2 separate regions of the Mus musculus genome follow, and region 1 is linked to region 2. A link is a loop called in an ENCODE intact Hi-C map of the cell type or tissue named here. Cell type or tissue: heart. All regions are shown on one strand. Each heading gives the region's core, and the rest is flanking DNA. Links, peaks and the distances in the headings are about the cores only. Region 1 holds the start of Anxa9 (annexin A9). Region 2 holds the start of Gabpb2 (GA repeat binding protein, beta 2).

The links. Peaks named below come from ENCODE experiments on the same cell type or tissue, not always from the same donor. Only the 100,000 strongest peaks of a DNase experiment are listed, where the experiment ranks them.
Region 1: a loop joins it to region 2, with 6 times the contacts of the local background. A loop is called at or near these places in 2 of 42 quality-filtered maps.

The regions. Positions count from the first base shown.
Region 1 is chr3:95,312,935-95,318,303 of GRCm38, reverse strand. Anxa9 (annexin A9) reads left to right here and starts at 3,124. Exons shown (of 14, transcript NM_001379545.1): 1 at 3,124-3,501. It overlaps Cers2 (ceramide synthase 2), which reads right to left and starts at 3,114. Exons shown (of 11, transcript NM_029789.2): 1 at 2,959-3,114. It overlaps LOC115489748, which reads left to right and starts at 2,508. Exons shown (of 2, transcript XM_030252979.1): 1 at 2,508-2,547; 2 at 2,740-3,560. The coding sequence starts at 2,508. The coding sequence ends at 3,542. In heart, for the core only: CTCF peaks have their summits at 716 and 2,608; DNase peaks (open chromatin) are centred at 733, 2,603 and 3,103; H3K4me3 peaks cover 3,806 bases; H3K27ac peaks cover 4,013 bases.
Region 2 is chr3:95,215,104-95,220,472 of GRCm38, reverse strand. It overlaps Gabpb2 (GA repeat binding protein, beta 2), which reads left to right and starts at 2,531. Exons shown (of 10, transcript NM_029885.1): 1 at 2,531-2,884; 2 at 4,205-4,259. It overlaps Mllt11 (myeloid/lymphoid or mixed-lineage leukemia; translocated to, 11), which reads left to right. Exons shown (of 2, transcript NM_019914.4): 2 at 10-1,929. The coding sequence starts at 16. The coding sequence ends at 288. It overlaps Gm16740 (predicted gene, 16740), which reads right to left and starts at 3,016. Exons shown (of 4, transcript NR_108026.1): 1 at 2,415-3,016; 2 at 924-1,034. In heart, for the core only: no CTCF peak of the experiment used is centred there; DNase peaks (open chromatin) are centred at 2,492, 2,732 and 3,122; H3K4me3 peaks cover 2,188 bases; H3K27ac peaks cover 2,364 bases.

The sequences.
Region 1 (5,369 bases), core at 319-5,318, 98 kb before region 2:
GACAGAATTAAGTGTGACTGCCCACACAAGCACACTTTCTTCCTAGAGAAAAGGAGAAAACTGAATAGAGAAGAAAAGGGAAGAAGGCAGAAGGCCAACTGAAGGAACAATTTTGGACACCCCACCTCTTCCTTCCTACCTTTTGGGTTAACTGGATAGGAAATAGGGACTAATTCCTGACCTTGTCGCCTGGCTACTGTGTTCCTCAGTGCCTAACTTTTCCTCCAGTGAGACCTAAAATCAAGCACACAGGCAACCCTAGCCTTGGGCCATCTCCAAGCCGTCCCATAACTAGGATGTTTTTCTTCATAGAGCCTTTCGAGAGTTAAAGATTCAGAGAGCTAGCTAAGGGCCCCGAGTGGGTGGAGCCTCTCTCCCGGGCTCCAGCAGCGTAGGAATGTCTAGTGCCTTGCTTATCCCTACCAAAAAGGTAAGGAGCTAGAGGGTGGGGGTTGGGTAGTCACAGAACAGCACACCTATCTCAACCTGGGGATTCTTGCGCTGTGTCCCTGGGAAGTGAAGACTGCTGGGGGCCTGCACACTGGGCTTCAAGCTTGATGTGTCCTTCTTTGTTGTTCTGAACTTCCACAGTAGAGAAGCAGCACCAGAGGCAAGCAGGGTCAGGACGTTTGACTCAACAGGAGGAGAAGGGACTAGGGTTTCTAGTCAGCCTTACACACCTCCTCAGAGCCAGTTGGCTCCTTGCTGCGCCCCTGGCGGCTACTTGGCACAGCACATCAGACAGAGCATTCCATCAACATGAAATCAGAACTAGAGAGAAGGCGACATCCAGCCCCTAAGGGCTGATTACACCTTGATTACACCTGCAACTTAATTACACCTGCAACTCTTCCACTCACAAAAATTATACCGCCTGCACACGTGAGGAGATCCAGTGTAGTGTCCATCTGTCTTCCTCACACACACCTGCCTCAGAGACAGGCACCACTTTCAGAATCACAGGCTGAAGAGGAGCCAATACAGCACGGACTTCACAAGGATTATATTACTTGAAACCTAAGCAAGGTTTTTGCCTGGCTCCAACTCTGATTGATTCCTCCCCACCCCACCCTCCAATGCAAGTGTAATAGGGTGAGAGATGGGCACCTGCAGAGCCAGAAAGCTGGGAGGATAGAAGTGTGACCTGTAAGAAAACCTCAGGGCCAGTGAGACAGTAGATAGTGGGATAGAGACGGTTTCACAGGGCTCTCAAGTCTGAGCAACCATTAAGAAGGCGACATAGAGCCGGGCGTGGTGGTGCACACCTTTAATCCCAGCACTCCAGAGGCAGAGGCAGGCGGATTTCTGAGTTCAAGGCCAGCCAGATCTACAAAATAAGTTCCAGGACAGCCAGGACTATACAGAGAAACCCTGTCTCGAAAAACCAAAAAAACAAAAACAAAAAACAAAAAACTTCTTTCTAGGGCTGGAGAGATGGCTCAGTGGTTAAGAGCACTGACTGCTCTTCTGAAGGTCCTGAGTTCAATTCCCAGCAACCACATGGTGGCTCACAACCATCCGTAATGAGATCTGATGCCTTCTTCTGGAGTGTCTGAAGACAGCTATGGTATTTACATATAATGAAATAAATAAATCTAAAAAAAAAAAAAAACAAAATCAACAACCATTTAAAAAAAAAAAAAAAAAAGAACTTCTTTCTAGATATTGAAGAGCAATAGAAGTCAACTGCTTCGGGCTAAAGTATGAGCCCAAAAATACAGGGCAGATTCTGGTAAAGCTAAGGGGTGAGGCTGTGACAACCGTGGCCTCAGGCTTCTCTGGGATGTTTCACAAACTTCCCTGCTCCAACCCCAAACACTATATAAGAATATGCCTTCCAGAGACAGGGAGAGGCCAGTAGGTTGAAGTAGCAGCGGCAAATGGGGTAGTGTTGAAAGGAACTGTACAATGTCAGTCTCCCTGTGGCCAGCGACAGAGAGAAACCTAGTCAGAGGCTCCAGTGAGAATAGAGGCACCAGAACTAGTTCACACACACAGCACACCACACCACACCCCTTAGAAATTAGGCACTATGTGGCCAGAAACAAGACCTAAGGAACGGAATATTTGACCTTAGGGGCCCCATCACAAATGCAAGACAGTCACCTTAGCTCTGGGATGGGAAGTGACCCCCTACCCCAGCTCTCACACAAACAGAAGTAATTTCTGGGGGAGGCCTTCCCTAACTCAGTTCTGGGGAAGACCGGCTCACTCCAGACCTCACAGCGCTTAGAACACCCTGACAGCTGAGGCTGGAAACTCGGATAAGTGAGATCTGGTTTGGATGCCAGGAGTGCAGCTTAGGCACAGGAATTCCCAAGCTCAGGCTAAAAAGAAATGCCACCCACCTGCAGGTAGCCAACTAACTTGAGGGCCTCTGGGCCTGTAATTAGCAAGTTACAACCCAGAGCTGGCCAAACACGCCCCATAACGGTATAGGAATGTGAGCCCTTTGGGGCCGGGACAGACACTAAAGAGTGTACTCCTTCCTGTTTCCCGTTAGGCACATGGACACTCTGACCTCCCTCTTGGGATGGGCACAAGGGGGTCAGAAACAGAGGCGGCAGCGGCGGCGGTAGCAGTAGCAGCAACAGCAGCAACAGCAGGGGCCGCCACCGTTCCTCCTCGGCCTCCACACTCAGGCCCCAGGACGCACGCGGGCCCGCAGGGGCTTCTAGCACCGAAGGTCCGCTACTGCTCCACTCCTAACAAAGGGGCGTCTGTACCATGGATCCTGAGCGAGCGCCCGGCCCCAGTCCCCCTACCTGTTGCCCCGCAGGCCTTCTCTGGTCCGAGGCCCCAGCCGGGCCCGGATCGCCCGCTCCAGCAGCGCTCGGCCCGCCCTCCGGCAGGCCGGCCGCCATGAGCCGGTGGAGGCCCCGCTCCCTCCGAGCTGCACCCTGAGCCCCCGCGCCCGTCACTGCCCCGCCACCCTCGCGGACCCGCGCACAGACTTACTCGGCGTCCGGTGCAGAGCTGCTCCGGCCCGGGCGCCGCTACTCCGTTTCCCACTTCTAGCGCCCGGCCGGTGCGCACTGACTGGGCCGGGTCCTCTCCTCCCCCTTCCGCTGCCCGCGGCTCCCTCCCTCCTTCCTCCTTTGCCCGCCGAGCCCCGGCGAGCCCAGGCCGAGCCCAGTAGCGGAGCTGAGTTGGGTGTGGGCCGCGGCCGGGCGGGGCCCGGTGCCCGGAACCCTGCGCTGCGCCTATGGAGCGGAGGAGCCCCGACGGGGCGGGTGGCACGTGCCCCGCAGGGCGCCTGGGTCTCTGAGTGGCGCGGTTGCGGCCCACCCGGACATTGGTCAGGGACCCCCTGGTGCTTGAGCCCAGAGCAGTTCAGAGCTGGCTGCCTCTGCCCAACCCCGCGGCCCTGGTGTGGTCGGCGACCTCAGCCCATGATTTACCCCCGGGTTGAATGCTACAATCCCATCGTCCGGCTTCACTGGGCATCAGAGGAAGGGTGCACGCGGAGAAAACCCTGCACAGATCCCGATGCTCCCTACGGTGAGATCCACAATGCCCCCTCCCCCAGCCCTGCTGTTTAGAGTCCTAACAGAGCTACTCAAACCTTTTGTAAAATGTACTCCAGGCTACACTATGGTTAGCCGTGATCAGTTTCGTATTAGAACCTGTTTTCCCTTAAATAGTCCCATAAAATCTATGCCTCAAGAAGAGAGCAGCAGGTTGGAGACATGGCTCAGCGGTTAAGAACACCGACTGCTGTTCTAGAGATACTGAGTTAAATTCCTAGCAACCACATGGTCACTCACAACTATCTGGGATCCCATGCACTCTTCTGGTGCGTCTGAAGACAGCCACATTGTACTCATATAAATTAATAAATAAGGGGACGGATGGGGGGGAGAGAGAGAGAGAAAGCGCCCAGCAGCCTTAACTCCCATCTCCCATACTCCCATTATGGACAGAACTTGACTAAGTTGTCAAGTGACCCTTAACCGGGAGAGTTAAGCTTAGCTTCTTCCATGTAAAAAATGCTTTAAAAACTATCCCCTGGGAAGTGGTGGCGCACTCCTTTAATCCCAGCACTTGGGAGGAAAAGGCAGGCGGATTTCTGAGTTCAAGGCCAGCCTGGTCTACAGAGTGAGTTCCAGGACAGCCAGGGCTACACAGAGAAACCCTGTCTCGAAAAACCAAAAAAAATACAAAACAAAACAAAACCAAAACCCTGCCTGGTGCAATTTCACATCTCATGCCCAAGCACAGTCCCAGCATTTGGGAGACTATGTTTTTTTTTAAACCTTCATAAAATAGTTTTGTTTTTTCTTTTTAAATTTATGTGTGTGAGTGTTTTGCCTGAATGTATGCATGTGTTCCACGAATGTCTGGTGGCCAACAAGGTCAGTGGAGGATATCAGATTCCCTGGAACTGGAGTTATATAAGGTTGTAAGCAGCTATGTGGGTGCTGAGAATCAAACGGGTCCTCTGTAAGTAAGAACATGACAGCTGAGCTGTCTCTCCCGCCTTTGTTATGAACCCAGGTCCTCTGAAGGAGCAGCCTGTGCTCTTAACCGCCGAGCCATCTCTCCAGCCCCGCCGTTTGTCTGTCATCATTAAGCCTGTGCCAGAGGCTTGCCTCACAATGTATGCCTGCCTTCTAGCACCAGGGCTTTGCCTGTGATCTTAGGAAGAGATGTAACCTCACTACTCTAGTGTGAGAGTTTGGCTCTCGATCTTGTCTGTTTGGGGAGTTAGAGAGGCAGTGGATGATTTCCAGCCTGTCTGCCCACTTGGTCCTTGCAGTGAGACCCCAGCACAGATGATACACCACAAAAGCCTGGCTGTCCCCTGCACTCTGCTCTATCCCTCTTCAGTAGCCTTCCTAAAATCTTCTGCAACGCGCACACACATACACCCTCACTTCTTTTTCCAACCAAGTCTGCTGTTTGGGCACTGGCTAACCCTTTTTAACCCCTCCCCACCGTTCTTGATGAATTGTCCCTTTTTCTTTTCTTTTTCTTTTCTTTTCTTTTCTTTTTTTTTTTTTTTTTTAATACTTGGCTTTCCCATGGTTTCCACCAGATACTTCATTTGTTTGTTTGTTTTTTCGAGACAGAGTTTCTCTCTGTGGCCCTGGCTGTCCTGGGATGTATTTTTAATCTTTTTGAGAAAGTATCTCACTATGTTGCCCAGCCCGGTTCCAAACTCAAAATCCTCCTACGGTTTGGATTTTCAGGTGTGAACTAACACACTCAGCTGTACCAGACTTTTTAAATATGTCCTCTGGGTAAGTGCAATTAACTTTAAAAGAGAGGAAGAGAGGAAGAAAGAGAAAACAGAAAGCAGTGGGGAGTTTTGTGGGCAGAGGCAGGATATCGGAGAGTGAGGGCCTGAGAAATGGAGATAAGAAGGT
Region 2 (5,369 bases), core at 182-5,181:
CTTCCTCAGGGGATCATGAGGGACCCTGTAAGTAGCCAGTACAGCTCCTTTCTTTTCTGGAGGATGCCCATCCCAGAACTGGATCTGTCGGAGCTGGAAGGCCTGGGCCTGTCAGATACACCTACCTACGAGAGCAAGGATAGCAGCAGCGTTGGCAAAATGAACGGGCAGGCATCTGGGACGGAGCAGAAGAACCCTGAAGGTGACCCCCTCCTTGAGTACAGCACCTTCAACTTCTGGAGAGCGCCTATTGCCAGCATCCACTCTGTCGACCTGGACTTGCTTTAAGGCCAAGATCTCTCTCCCACCCCGTACCTTCATTATCTTCCCTCTTAAGTCCCTTCCTCTCTAAGCCTTCCACTTTAATCTTGTTCTCTTCCCTCTATTGTGCTGGTGGTGCTGATGAATCTGCCAATTGAATTGTAGGTTTGTATGTATGTACGTACTTATTTATCTATCTATATTTATTTATTTATTTATTTATCTGCCTACTCCGTTTCTCTCAAAAGCCCTCTAGGCACAAAGTCAAGGGTTTAATCAATGGAGTACTAGATCATAGGATTTCCTCCCGTCAGCCCGGAGAATATTAACTAATCCCAGAAAAGAATCACCCTTATTTGAGGCACCACAGAGAGGTACAGTTGTGCAAAATGGGAGACCAATTATTTTGTTTGTTTGTTACATTTTAATCAACTTCAAAGATTACTTGAGCCTCCCTAATGTCCTCTACCAGGCCAGTAAGCAAATACTGCTTCAAGAAGTAATGAGAACCTGGAAGTTTTGAGACACTTTCTACAAAACAGGATTTCTAAAAGGCTAAGATAAGAAATGCTGCTGCTGCTTACAATGCATTCTCTTCCCCAGAAACACGCAGGCAGTTAAAGGTGGGAAACAAAGGAGTGGGATGAGGAAAAACATCGCACCGTTTCAGAGGTAGCTCCTTTAATATCCAGCTCTGCTTCCAGCTGTGGGTAGAAATGCTCAGAAAATCAGATTTGAGTCTTCACAGGGAAACTTCACTATGAGGATAATTCCTAAAAGACAAAAGATGTATCTGATCTAAAGAAACACCAGAGTATTATTAGGGGAATTTATATAAAATTGTGATTTTGTCATGGAACAGGCAGATGTTTTGGTCCTAAGTATTTTAGCTTTGCCTTTCTGTAGTTGCAGTATGTGATAGGAATCAGTGATTCCTGACACAGTTCTTTGGCCGCCATAAGACCGTGAAGTAAGCAGTTATGTTCAGACCCTACCCGTCCCCATTCCTTCCAAAGCTATTGCAGATGAATTGCGGAGCTGTTTATTCATTTATGGAATAAAGACGTTAAATCCTAAGTCTGGGGCTTAGTTTTTTCCATTCCAATGAAGTACTACAGATTTTACTCACACTTCCGAATCCAGCTTTCCCTTTTATCTTTTTTTCTTTCTTTTTTTTTTTAAGTGAAGCTTTTCTTTTTATTTTAAAAAGATTTACTATACTATATATGAGTACACTGTTGCACTCTTCAGACACACCAGAAGAGGGCATTGGGTCCCATTACAAGTGAGCCAACATGTGGTTGGTGGGGATTGAACTCAGGACCTCTGGAAGAGCAGTCAGTGCTCTTAACCACTGAGTCATCTCTCCAGCGCTTCCTTCTGTCTGTCTAATATTTGACTTTGAAGAACAATTTAGGATTTGGACATAGCTCAATGGTAGAAGGGCTTGCCAAGCATCTACAAGGCCCTGCTAGGGTTCCCCTGTAAGCAGCCAGTGCTCAGAGATTAGCCACGCCCCCCAGCCCATTATTAACTTTTAAATTTGTGTGGTTTTCTTCGGAGGCGGGCCTTGAACTCAGAGAAATCCACCTGACTCTGCTGGACTCTGCTAGGGTGGGCCTAGCACTTTGGTATTAAATTAGGAGACCTGTGCCTCCTGCTGTGATCAAAGGCGTGTTTGTTATTATTACTGATTTTAATTTTTAGTGTGCATTGGTGTTTTGCCTAAATGTATGCTTGCTTGTGTGAGGGTGTCAGATCTTGGAGTTAAAGGCAGTTGTAAGCTGCAATGTGGGTGCTGGGAATTGAACTGGGGTCTCCTAAGGCATTGCTCCAGCGTCCTGTTATTGATTTTTGAAAGGTTTTCTCCGAGCTTTCTCTCGGTCCTTATATCAGTTAAAATGGTGAACAGAAACCAAGATAGACTGGTAAATGAAAGACATGCAATTTCATGTCCCATCCTATTCTAGTCTTCCCCCCAAAAGTTCAGGGGTTCTTTCCTGACCTATATTCAGGACACTGGGAAAGTGTCCGGTCAGACAGGAGTGCATAACCAGAAGGTCCCGAATAGCGGAAGCAAGATTCTCCCCCAACCCTCAAGTTAGCCCGGCGTTGAACCAGCAGGAAGGTAGAGTGCGGACGCCAACACGCACCAGTAACCAGTTCCTCCGAGCGCTGCACTGGTTGGCGCCAAAACTACCATCTGCGTCCGTCCCCTGCCGGAACTATCCCTCACGTAAGCCACGTAATCGGTGATCCTGCGCCTCGCTAAGTAGTCCCGCTCAGGATGCCCGCGGTATACGTTTTTCCAGCTCACGAGGTCCTCAGTAGGAAGGAGTCGGACTCAGAGGTGCGTTGAGGTCCTGAGAGAAGGGCAAAGTGGCTCCGCTAACCCATTTCCTTCAGATTCCTCCGCCAGGACGTATAGTCACAGCGCCTTCACTTCCGGGTCCGCCATTTTATTGCCTCCATTTCTCCGTGAGGGGGGGTAAGGGCCCCCCCAAATATGCATATGTGAAAAGGCCGAAAAGTGAGGCCGCTGGCAAGGAGTCTTAACTAGAGAAAGAAACGGGACCAAACTGGCGGGCCCAGTGAGAGCGAAGCCGGCAGCGCTCCGGAATAGGTGAGGGGGAAAGGACACGCAGGGTTCCGGAGCTTCCGAACTGCGATGCAAGGGGCAGTGATAAGTGGCCGGCCCAGCCCGGCCAGGACCTGTGGGCGCCGGCCTGCACACTGCCGGAGCGGGGGTGGCGGCGGGGGGGAGAGGGACCAAGAGGAAGGGGATGCTGTCGGGAGGAAGGGGAGGGGACTGGGAGGTGAAGGGGGTGGGTGGAAGACCTGGGGCTGGGGAGCTGGACTCCGGGAAGCCAAGGCCACATGGGGTGACCACGAGGGGGCGGTGTGGCGCAGGAGTCCGGGCTGCCACTACAGACTGGGGCTCCCACTTGCAAGTTGGCGCCCCTGAGTTTGGCAGAGTGCTGATGTCAAAAACTGAGGGATATGTGACTAGGGAGGAAGTGGGAACTGGACTTTTCAAGGTCCAGTAATAACGTGAAACTTTAGTAAGTTCATAATGTGAACAAGAGCAGTCATGGACTTATATCCAGTTCTCAACACAGATGCTTGTACAGCTGGCCTCCCAGTGGGAATGTGTGGGGGGTGAGGGGGGGGAGAAAAAGAAAAAAAAGTACAGACCGAGAATTCTTCAATTGCTTTCTTTCTTAGCGTGCACCTCTTGTCACAGATTTCCTCCAGGAATTCTGCTGTCTCCCTCTTCCTATAAAGGATTTTCTCTAGTTTCCAATCCAATATTTGGGTCTTACTATGTAGTTTGGATTGGCTGCCTCACAGCGATTCTCTAACCTTAGCCCCTGGAGTGTTGGAATTACTGAGGTGAGCCATGTTTTTTGTACATGCTTTGCAAAGAACAAACCACCACACCCAAATGATAAACAAAAGTTATTATTCTTTGGTAATGGGCTGCTTTGTCAAGTGCTCAGGCACTCCATGGTTATTAAAATATTTATTGAAAGTTCTGAACACTAAGTACTCAGTGCTTGAGAAGAGGAGAGAGAAAGATCCAGGTGTTCAAGGCCAGCCTGTGCTACTTGACCCAGAAAGGTCTCCTGGTCTTGTTTTGTATTTTATTGGCTTCCTATTCCTAGGAGGCAGGGTTGGGAGTATAGCTCAGAGGCAAGTGTGAATGTAGCATGCCTGTGGCCCTGGATTCAACTCCTAGCACAGAGGGACTAGGAAGAGAATTTAGAAAAATCTTAGGATACACACTAGACAAACGCTCATGTGAAGTTTATGTGGATGCATATCCAGTAAGGGAGAACAGTTCCCCTCTGTAGCATTCAGAACCATGGGGTTGTATAGGTTGGGCAGGTGGAACTTAGCATATAAAGCCAGCGAGACTGACAGTCTTGAGTTTGATCCACAGAGTTGAAGGAGAGAACCAACTCCTGCGAGTTGTCCTGTGGCTTCCACATGCTATGGTGAGTGAATACACACAGAAACACACACAAGCTAATTAGTTAATTTCAATTGCCTATGTTATTCTCTGGTCTTAGGGTTCTACCAGCCTTTATGTATGGGGAGCTAGAAGAATGACCCACCAGTCTCCCCATAATGCTTTTTATTTAAAATACTTTATTACATTTTGTGTATGTGTGCTCACTTACACACATACCATGACTTTCATGCATGTGGAGATCAGAGGACAACTTAGAGGATGTGGGAGCCGGGCGTGGTGGCGCACGCCTTTAATCCCAGCACTCGGGAGGCAGAGGCAGGCGATTTTCTGAGTTCGAGGCCAGCCTGGTCTACAGAGTGAGTTCCAGGACAGCCAGGACTACACAGAGAAACCCTGTCTCGGAAAAAACAAAAAAGAGAGGATGTGGGAACTGGGGATCCATCAGGACACCAGGTTGGCAGCAGATATGTTCACCCACCAAGCCGTATATAGACCTCACTGATCTCCAAAATCATCGTCTTGCAAATGCATTTTAATCTAGGTAGATGCTATAGGTTAAATCAGGAGTGACAGGGCAGGAAAGAAGGCATGTCAGAAGTCATGTCCCTGTCAAGTAACCAAATATAAGAACTGTTTTCCCATAATTCTTGGCATCGGTTACTTTTACAAGGTCCGGCACAAGCAACTGCCCTCCTTTGTTGGTTTGAAACATGGTCTTATGACACTTAGGCCAACGTCAACTCATCATCATCCTGATTTAGTCTCCCAGAGTGCTGCGGTCACAGGCAGATGTTGTCAGGCCCGGCGTGACTTCATTTTCATCGTGACACACCTGCTCATGCTTGTTTCTAAAGAGTTTTCTCTGAAGACAGCTTTGATATGCCTGGTGCTTTGATCTCAACTATTCCTCATCACATGATGCTCTGTCCAGATTGGTCTGATCCGATCCCACGTTAGGAGAATGATGTCTAGAGTTAGTACCAATAAAGCCTTCAGAACCACATTTAAGCAAGAGGTGTAGAAGGAGTGGCTTTTAGGTCAGTCCTGCCTGGAGTCTGTTCTTGTCTTTGAGTTCCATATCCTCTGTGGGTCAGAGAAGTCCTAGCAACTCAGAAATGTTGCTCTCTGTCTT